Linked DNA regions of Homo sapiens: region 2 is linked to region 1. A link is a loop called in an ENCODE intact Hi-C map of the cell type or tissue named here. Cell type or tissue: B cell. All regions are shown on one strand. Region 1 holds the start of LOC105372503 (a long non-coding RNA gene). Region 2 has its middle 11 kb from the start of LINC03086.

The links. A loop is a pair of places that touch in the nucleus more often than their neighbours do. Peaks named below come from ENCODE experiments on the same cell type or tissue, not always from the same donor. Only the 100,000 strongest peaks of a DNase experiment are listed, where the experiment ranks them.
Region 2: a loop joins it to region 1, with 4 times the contacts of the local background. A loop is called at or near these places in 3 of 110 quality-filtered maps.

The regions. Positions count from the first base shown.
Region 1 is chr20:2,298,033-2,303,032 of GRCh38, reverse strand. All of the region lies in intron 1 of TGM3 (transglutaminase 3), which reads right to left. LOC105372503 (a long non-coding RNA gene) reads left to right here and starts at 1,516. Exons shown (of 3, transcript XR_937203.3): 1 at 1,516-1,725. RefSeq lists an enhancer at 1,408-1,587. In B cell, a CTCF peak has its summit at 2,920; a DNase peak (open chromatin) is centred at 1,622; H3K4me3 peaks cover 400 bases; H3K27ac peaks cover 1,732 bases.
Region 2 is chr20:2,215,912-2,220,911 of GRCh38, reverse strand. No RefSeq gene overlaps it. Among named protein-coding and RNA genes, the nearest start is that of LINC03086, 11 kb to the right of the region's middle. In B cell, no CTCF peak of the experiment used is centred here; a DNase peak (open chromatin) is centred at 2,551; H3K4me3 peaks cover 349 bases; H3K27ac peaks cover 889 bases.

The DNA of each region.
Region 1 (5,000 bases):
CCACCTCGCTCGGCCCTATTCTGGGCATTTCATAAATTAACAAATGGAACCACACAATATGTGATTTGGGTCTGACTTATTTTACTTAGCATAATGTTTTCAAGGTTCGGTCATGTTGGAGGATGCATCAGTAGCTCATTCTTTTCTTATGGCTGAATGAGAGTCTATTATATGAATATTCCATGTTTTGTCGATGCATTCATCAGCTGATGGACATCTGGGTTGTCCCTACATTTTAGCTACTGTGAGTAGTGCTGCTATGAATGTGCACATGGTAATATTTGTTTGAATACCTGTTTTAAATTTTTTTTTTTTTTTAGAAAACCTCTTTATATAAACAGTTGGCAAATGCCCTTTGCCTGTTTTCTTCCTCTTCTTCCATTCTGCTGTCTGGAGTGTGGGTGTGACAGGGACAAGCCTCTAGCGGACATCTTAGACCATGCAGGGCCATACGTACCCTAGCGATGGTGGAGAGGAGACTGGACAGAGCTAGGGCCTGAGGATGGTGCCACCACCTGGCCTGCCCAGAACTGCCTGGTTCCAGGCCTTTCGTGTAAGGAAGAAATAAGCTTCTGTCTTATTTTTCTAAGCTATTGTTTTTTGGGGGGGTTCACTGTTAATCACAGCCAAACATAATCACAAATATGTTAATATAACCCCTGCCCATTTATTCTGTGGTCCCTCTTTCACATGAAAAGCACAGAGAAAGACTCCAGACTGTGAAAGGGAAGTTGCTAGTCAGCCGTCTCAATCCTTGTCAGCCTGGCTGTATAATTGAATCACCTGCAGCACACGGGTGAGAATGACTTGGTCGCTGGGTGTGTGATGGGGCTCCCATCTCCTGTTCCAGGGAGGACCACACCACAGAGGGGCTGACAGGGGGCCCAACATGGAGTGATGCTACTCTAGTGGCTGGGACTATCCCTAGCCCCCAACCAGACTCTACTTCCCACACCTTTTCTCTAGACATAGATGCATTTTTATTTTACAGAAGTCTAGAGTTAATGAGGGCTGACAGAAATGCTAAAAAGTGGCTGGGCACGGTGGCTCACACCTGTAATCCCAACACTTTGGGAGGCCGAGGCAGGAAGATCACCTGAGGTCAGGAGTTCAAGACCAGCCTGGCCAACATGGCAAAACCCTGTCTCTACTAAAAATACAAAAATTAGCCGGACGTGGTGACACATGCCTGTAGTTCCAGCTACTTGGTAGGCTGAGGCAGGAGAATGGCTTGAACTGGGGAGGTGGAGGTTGCAGTGGGCTGAGATCTCACCACTGCACTCCTGCCTGGGCGACAGAGGGAGACTCCGTCTCAAAAAAAAAAATGCTAAAAAGTATCTAGCTGAGTGGTTTTTAAGCTCTATTGAGAGAAGCCAAATCAAGAAATCTATCTAATAGTCTTTACATACATGGATCTGGAACTGACACAAGGTTTCACACGGCTAATGCTTACTATGTATCAATATACTCTGATATTTTCTCTTCTGCTTTTTTTTTTTTTCTTAATGGCTGGTCACAGTCCACTAAACTGATTTCACAACCTGCTAATGGATGGCAACTGGCAGCTTGAAAAACAGTGATGTAATCTAGTATGCCCACATGACAGGTCAGAAAGCTGAGGCCCTGAAATGGGAAGCCATCTCCCCTTCATGAAAGGGGAAGTCACGGAGTTGAAGCAGATCTTAGCCCAGAAGCCGGGTCTCAGATCCTGGTCACCGACAGGCTGTGAGTCATCCCACTTCCCACCCCTAGACACTGGGAACATCTTTAGCTCCTGGCTGGCCCCTCCTCTGGCTCCAAGGACACACGTGCTTTCCTGCTCAGCACCCATCTCTCTCTCCTTTCTCTCTTTCTAGCCTGTGTCATTTCCTTTTAACTTCCCCCACATATCATGACATTTTCAAGCTCTGTGCAGCACAGGTGGCACAATTTCTTGGCATTCAGGGAGAGTAAGGGGCTGGTGAGGATGAAGAGAAATGAGCCCCAGATTGGTGCCTGAACCGGTGAGAGGCCCTGAGCAAGGGTCTCAATGTCTCTGAATTGTACTTTTCTCACCTGTAGAAGAGGGACAGTGAGACCTGGAACATCTTCTCTCTTAGGGTTATTGTTGGGATTCAACATATACCCATCACTAGCACCGGGGCCCCCAGAGATTGGGGGAAACTAATACTGTTGGGATCCCATATGTAATGGCAAAAACAACCCAAGAGCAGAAGAGGCTTTGAGCTTTTAATGGGCTGCTATTGAGGACCTCTTATGTGTCAGACACTGAGCTAAGCATTTCACCTGCGTTATGTTTTTTAATAGTCACGAAATACTGACTATCAAAATGGTGTTGCTGTCCCCATTTCACAGATGAGGGCTTTGGAAGTCCAGTCAGGTGAAGTCACTTACTCAATATCAAACACTCAGGCAGAGGCTGGACTCAAGCCCAGACTGAAAGTCAATTTTGCCTGACCAGATATGACCCCAAGCTGCCGCCCTGTAGCCAACCAAGGCAGCAATGACTTAGACACAGGTCCTGGAGGGGCCATCCACAGCCTACTCCCTGCCTAGACACCCTATGGTCAGGGCAAAAGGAGAGGACAGAAGGACTTCTCTTCCTAAGAGAGAGTTTAGAATCTCTGAGACCAGAGGCTCTCAACCCCAGCTGCCCAGAAGAATCACCTGGAATGTTCTATTGGTCTGAGACCCATCCCAGGCAAATTCAATTAGAATCTTTGGTTAGGGATGACACTGGCATTTTCTTTCTTTTCTTCTCTTCTCTTCTCCTCTCTTTTCTTTCTTTCTTTCTTTTTTTCTTTCTTTCTTTCTTCTCTTTCTTTCTTTCTCTTTCTATTTCTTTCTCTTTCTCTTTCTTTTCCTTCCTTCCTTCCCTCCCTCCCTCCATTCCTTTCTTTCTTCCTTTCTTTCTTTATTTTTTTTTTAAATGGAGTCTCTCTCTGTTGCCCAAGCTGGAGTGTAGTGGTGTGATCTCAGCTCACTGCAACCCCTGCCTCCTGGGTTCAAGCAGTTCTCTTGCCTCACTGTAACCTCAGCCTCCCAAGTAGCTGGGACTACAAGTGCGTGCCAGCATGTCCCACTAATTTTTGTATTTTTAGTAGATGAGATTTTGTCGTATTGGCCAGGCTGGTCTCGAACTCCTGACCTCAGATAATCTACCCGCCTTGACCTCCCAATGTGCTGGGATTACAGGCGTGAGCCATTGCACCCGGCCAGCATTTTCTTTAAAGCTTTCCTGGTGATTCTAATGTGCAGCAGGGACTGAGACCTCACTACCTTAGGCCCGTTTATCATCTACACTTATAAAAGCTCCTTCACATAAATTACCTGACCAGAGCCACCCGGCAGCTATAGGAAGGAGGCAGGGGAGGAGTCGCTGTCCTCTTTTTACAAATAAGGAAAATCAGGCTGAGGGAGGGGAAGGCTGACTCCTTCTGACTCCCATCTCTCAGCTCCTACCAAGATCCTAGGGCCTTGTGCCCTCCACTGCTAAGCGAGATTTCCTAACTTCAGCACACACCCCAGCCTGGCACGTGGGCCCTGGGGAGGAGAATGATTGCTCCATCTGCAGAGACAGCCCTGCGGGGTGGAGCCGCATGAAGTTACTTGAGGTGAACAAGGGGAGTGCTCAGGCATGAGGACTTTGGACTTGGGAATGGATGAAGCGGGAGTGGGGAGGACTTGTGCTGAGGCGCTTAATGGAGAGGGTCCCCTGGGAATCGCCCCTGATTAGAAAATGTAATTCCTCTCATAGGGTTTTTCTTAAGTCCCCCCAAGACAAGGAGAAAACAGGCTCATGAAAAAATTTCCAGGTAATCGTAAGCACCCATGAGGTGGATACTGCAATAACCCCATTTTGGAGATGAGGAAACTGAGACACACAAGTTAAGTGACCTGCCCAAGACCACTCTTCTCGTAAGGGGCAGAGTGGAGCCTTGATCCAGAGAGCACCTCTGAACCTGCACTCTTAACCCATCAGCTATCCTGTAAGGAATCCTACAGGAACAAACGCTGAAATACGGGCAGCTGTCATTCCCGGTGGAATGAAGCTGCTCATGGGCTGTCTCTAAGGAACAGGGAGTAGCCGCTGTCCCAGGTGGAAGAAGGCCATGGAGCCGGGCAGACAGGAGGCAGCTGGTCCTCATTTCAAACAATGAGCAGCTGGAGTCACAAGACTCTGAGCCCAGAGGGGCCATCTCCTTTTCAGAGAGAGAGAGAGTAGATATTGCCTTGGTCCCAGTGCCAGACACAAAAATATGAGGAGGGTCCAGGAAGCACCTAGAAGATTTACAGAAGAGAAGGAGGCCAGAACCCAAGAGCAATTCCTGACCGCTTCCATGGGAGGAGGGGCGACTGGTGTCCCAGCTCCAAGGAGAACGGTTTGGTGGTAGACCCAGACGCTGGGAATGGTACAGGTCCTTTGGGGGTGGAGGAAATGAGGCCTTGAGATGGGAAGTCCCTGAAGCCAAGGCCAGTGCTCTGCCTGGAAAAGTAGTTGGCAAGAAAGCTCACTGCCCCAGAGGGACAGAGCCATTAGTCCCCAAAACAGAGGTTCTGGTCATTTGCAGGCAGAAGCCTGTGGTTCAGGTGTGTACCCTGAGAACTCTGCCACTAACCCAGGGCTTCCAAGTGGCTTTGGGGATGGGGAATCTTGCCTCCCCTCCACACTGGGGCCCTCCTCTGTGCTCACAAACTGCTCTCCCACCCACTCTGGGGATGCCAGGCCACTTGGTGCGGATCACTGCCAGGCCTTCCTCCACTACCTTCATTTCCAGCCACAGCCCAGGCTGCCTTCTCCACCAAGGGGTGGAATAATGGAACCCCTTCTGATTGCAACAAGAACCTTAAATTAGGAGCTGGACACAGAGTCCTCTCAAAGCAGCACACCTGTCATCCCGATAGTCCCCTGGGTCACACCTGCTCACACTGACATTTATTTTCCTGTTCCCTCTGCCCTGCAAAACCTCTCCAGACCAAGTCCAACTCATTGTCTGTGA
Region 2 (5,000 bases), 82 kb after region 1:
TGTCTCTACTAAAAATACAAAAATTAGCCAGGCGTGGTGGTGGGCGCCTGTAGTCCCAGATACTTGGGAGGCTGAGGCAGGAGAATCACTTGAACCCGGGAGGTGGAGGTTGCAGTGAGCCAAGTTCGTGCCACTGTACTCCAGCCTGGGCAATAGAGTGAGACTCCATCTCAAAAAAAAAAAAAGAAAAAGAAAAAAGAAAAATTGATTCTGCCAAAAGGGCATGGCCTAAGAAGCCTCTTTGTCTCCACAGACCTGAGACTCCACTCATCAGTGGAGAGAAATCTAGTGGCCCTGGTCCGGGGAAAGTCCTTCTGCCCCCTTAAGCAGCACCAGCAAAGACCTGTGAGAGCCCCAGCAGTGCCAAATACACCAAACAGACCCAAATAACATTGTAAAGCCTCTGAAAATGAAACTGTCATGTAAACCACAGTCCACGAAAGTGGCCAGGACCTGTGTGCTAAATGTAAACACAGTGAGTGCCTACTAAAATAAAATATTTAAATGGGACCCTGAATATCCTAACAGACAAAATGTCTGAGATACAATTTTAAAAATCATCTGTTATACCAAGAACCAGAAAAATCACAACTTGGATGAGAAAGAACAACCAATCAACTGATCCCAACCAAGGTGAATTAAATGTCAGAATTATCTGAGAGGACTTTAAAGCAGTTGTCATAAAAATGTTTTAAAAATCAATTACCAATTCTCTTAAAACAAAAAATAGAAAATCTCAGCAATAAATAGAAGTTATAAAAAAGAACCAATGAAAATTACAGAACTAAAAATATAGTAACAGAAACAGAAATCTCAACAGATAATCTCAATATTAGAGGGGAGATGACAGAATAGAATCAGTGAACTTTAGGACAGACCAACGAATTTAACCAATGTGAGAATACAGAAAATGGACTGAAAAAAGAATGAACGGAGCTTCCAAGGCTTGTAAGACTATAACAAAAAAGCCAACATTTGTATCACTGAAGTGCCAGAAGGAGAGGAGAATAAAGGGCCTAAAATAGTATTTGAATAAATAATGGATGAAAACTTTCCAAATTTGGCAGACACAAATCTACAGATTCAAAAGCTGAGCAAACCCCAAAGAGAAACCCAAAGAAATCCATACCACAACACATGATAATTGAACTTCTGACGACTGGAGACAAACAAAACATGCTAAAAGCAGCCAGGGAAGAACTATGCACCACTTATAGGGGAACCCAATATGAATGACAGCAGATTTCTCATCTGAAACCATGGAGGCCAGCTGGAAGTGGCACAACATTGTTCAAGTGCTGAAAGAAAAGAACTGTCAGTCATGAATTCTATATCTGGCAAAATTATCCTTCATGAATAAAGGGGAAATAAAACCATTCTCAGACAAAGGAAAGCTAAAAGAATTTGACACTAGCAGTTAAATCCTTAAAGATTGGCTAAAGAAAGTTCTTTAAATAAAAAGGAAATTATAAAAAAAGGAATCTTGGAGCATCAAGAAGGAAGAAAGTGCAGTGGAAACAATTAGAAATATGTGTACATACAATAGACTATTCTCATCATGAATTTTACAAGTCATATTCACCTATTCTAGCAAAAAATAAAACCCTATCTGATACTCATGCAAATTATATTTAAAATCATGGAAGGTAAATAGACCTAAATCAAAGTAAGATTTCCACACTTCACTCAAAATGGTTAAGTCACATATGTATAGTGTAATACTGACAGCAACCTTTAAAAGAATTATACAAAGAGATACACTTGAAAGTCTTGTAAATAAATCAAGATGAATTTCTAAAAGATGTTCAAGAAACCCAAAGAAAGACAAGAGAGAGAAACAGAGGAATAAGAACTAGAGGGAAAAAACAGAAAACAATAAAATTGCACACCTAAGAGGTAATTAGTAATATCAGTAATTTATCAGCAATTAGCAATATCAGTAATATTAGCTAATATCAGTAATTATCTTAAGTGTAACTTGTCTAGATACAACAATCAAAAGACAGAAACTGGCAGAGTGAATTTAAAAAAGATCCAAATACATGCTGCTTATAAGAGACTCATTTGAAATTCAATAACATAGGTAGGATGAAAGTAAAAGAATATCATATTAATTTTAAAAAATCAGGAGTAGCTACATTTATATCTGATAAGGTAGATTCAAAGCAAAGAAATTTACTAGAGACAAAGAGGAACATTACATAATGATAAAAGAATCAATTTACCAGAAAGACATAACAATTCTAAATGTGCATGCACCGAACAACAGCAAAAGCAAAAGCAAAAAATGATAAGAGTTGAAAGGAGAAATAGATAAACCCACATTACAGTTGGGGACTCCAACATCCCCCTCTAAGCAACTGATGTGGTTTGGATTTGTGTCCCCCCCACCAAATCTCATGTCTAATTGAGGAGGGGGCTGGTGGGAGGTGACTGAATCATGGGGTGATTTCCCCCTTGCTGTTCTCATGATAGTGAGTGAGTTCTCATGACATCTGATGGCACTTCCCCCTTTGCTCTCTCAGTCTCTCCTGCTCCACCACGTGAAGATTGTGCCTACTTCCCCTTCGCCTTCTGCCCTTATTGTAGTTTCCTGAGGCCTCCCAGTCATGCTTCCTGCCAAGCCTGGGAACTGAGAGTCAACTAAACCTCTCTTCTTCATAAATCACCCAGTCTCAGGTAGTTCTTTATAGCAATACGAGAACAGACTAATACAGCAACTAATAAAATGACTAGATGGAAGATCAGCAGTGATAGAAAAGAGCTGAACAACATGATGCTCATTTTACGACATGCTTTTCATCCTCTGGGAGAAACTTGTCTACCTCAAAGAGATTCGTACTTTGGGAAAATCCCTTGAGGAGCTCACCATGTCCCTACCTGCTGAGAGCACAGACAAGCATAGTACAGGCTATGTTAGAAACAGGACAGAAACTTCATAGGTATAAGTATCATACGTAGGTCCTTAAGGTCCTGGAGGAAACCTTAAAGGTCATTAGCCCAATGCTGATCCCAATGCAGTTATTTATTTCTTAAGTTATTGCCTCCACCAAACAATCTAGCTCTGTAATGTCCAACTAAGGGCAAGAGAAGGCAACTTTCCCCTTTATGGGCCATTGTAACTAATGCTCAGTGTCAGTGAGGGAAAAAGAATCGACACCATGGCTATAGCCCATACTCCAACAGGCCTCATGACAGAAAGCTTGCTGCCTCCCATTCTTTCTTTGGTTGTTAGAAAGTTTTTTCTTATAAAATGAGAAAAATGTTTCCTACAGTGTTGTTAGGTAGTTCCAATTAGTACAGTTTCAAGAAGATGACAATATGGGCCGGGCATGGTGGCTCATGCCTGTAATCCCAGCACTTTGGGAGGCCGAGGTGGGCAGATCACCTGAAGTCAGGAGTTTGAGACAAGCTTGGCCAACATGGTGAAACCCCGACTCTACTAAAAATACAAAAATTAGCTGGGTGTGGTGGTACACAACTGTAGTCTCAGCTACTCAGGAGGCTTAGACAGGAGAATTGCTTGAACCTGGGAGGCGGAGGTTGCAGTGAGTGGAGATCACGCCACTACACTCATTCTGTTGACTGGGCAACAGAGTGAGACTCCATCTCAAAAAAAAAAAAAAGAAAGAAAGAAGATGAAAATATGCATAAATTGCCCTAAAATATTTATACCCCCTCAACCAGCAAATCAGAAATGTGCACTAAGATTGATTACAGATTTTATAGCAACATTGCCTATCACAGACAAATCTTGATTAAACCTTAATGTCCGACAAAAGAGGACTGGTTGAATTAAATTACAGTATACTCATAGGATGAAATCCCATCCAATCACCTAATTAAAAATCCTATTTTAAAAGAATACTTAAAGGCAGGGCACAGTGCCTCATGCCTGTAATCCCAGCACTTTGGGAGGCCAAGGCAGGATTTCTTGAGCCCAGGAGTTCAAGACCAGCCTGGGCAACATGGTGAAACCCTATCTCTACAAGAAATACAAAAATTATCTGTGTATGGTGGCACATGCCTGTAGACCCAGCTATTTGGGAGGCTGAGGTGGGAGAATCACTTGAGCCTGGGAGGTCAAGGCTGCAGTGAGCTGTAATTGTCCCACTACACTCCAGCCTGAGTGACAGAGTGAGACCCTGTCCCCCCCAAAAAAAAAAAGGACTTAATGACACGGGGAAAGGTTCATAATATATTTTAAAGTAAAAAAAAAAAAACAGGTGTTACATATACATGTATGCATATACAAGTATAAACAAAATTAATAAAATAAAATATACAATTAATATGCTATTAACAGTGACTATCACTAACATTAGAAAGAGATTTATTCAGTGCTTTTGTTTTCCTCATATTTTATAAAAGTTTCACTTCTGTAATCAGAGAACAACACAGTTTTCTTTTTGTTGTTGTTGTTTTTTCTTTTCTGAGACAAGGTCTCACTCTGTTGTCCAGGCTAGAGTGCAGTGGCTTGATCATGGCTCACTGCAGCCTCAACCTCCTAGGCTCAAGCAATCCTCTAGCCTTAGCCTCCTGAGTAGCTGAGACTACAAGTGTGTGCTACAATGCCCGGCTAATTTTTACTTTTTTGTAGAGATGGGGATCTCACTTTTTTGCCCAGGCTGGATTCAAACTCCTGGGCTCAAGTGATCCTCCCACCTGTGCCTCCCAAAGTGCTAGGATTACAGGCATGAGCCACCACACCCAGCCTTTATTTTGATTTTGACTTAAGAATTTTACTCTTCCTCACAACAGCAATTGGCCTACCTCTTGCTGTCCCTTTCCTCCCATCCATCCTTCACCAGTCCCCTGGGGCTCTGAAAGTTTCAATTCCACTGCTCTTACTTTGCCTGGCCCCAGGATGCTCCTGTCTCCCTAATTATTACTTTAGCCCAAATACAACCCACAACCCCCTTTCTTCTTTCTCTTCAGCAGGCTAAGACAGGATGGCATTTTCTAAAATCAGTTGGGAGAATGAAAAGGAAATAATTACA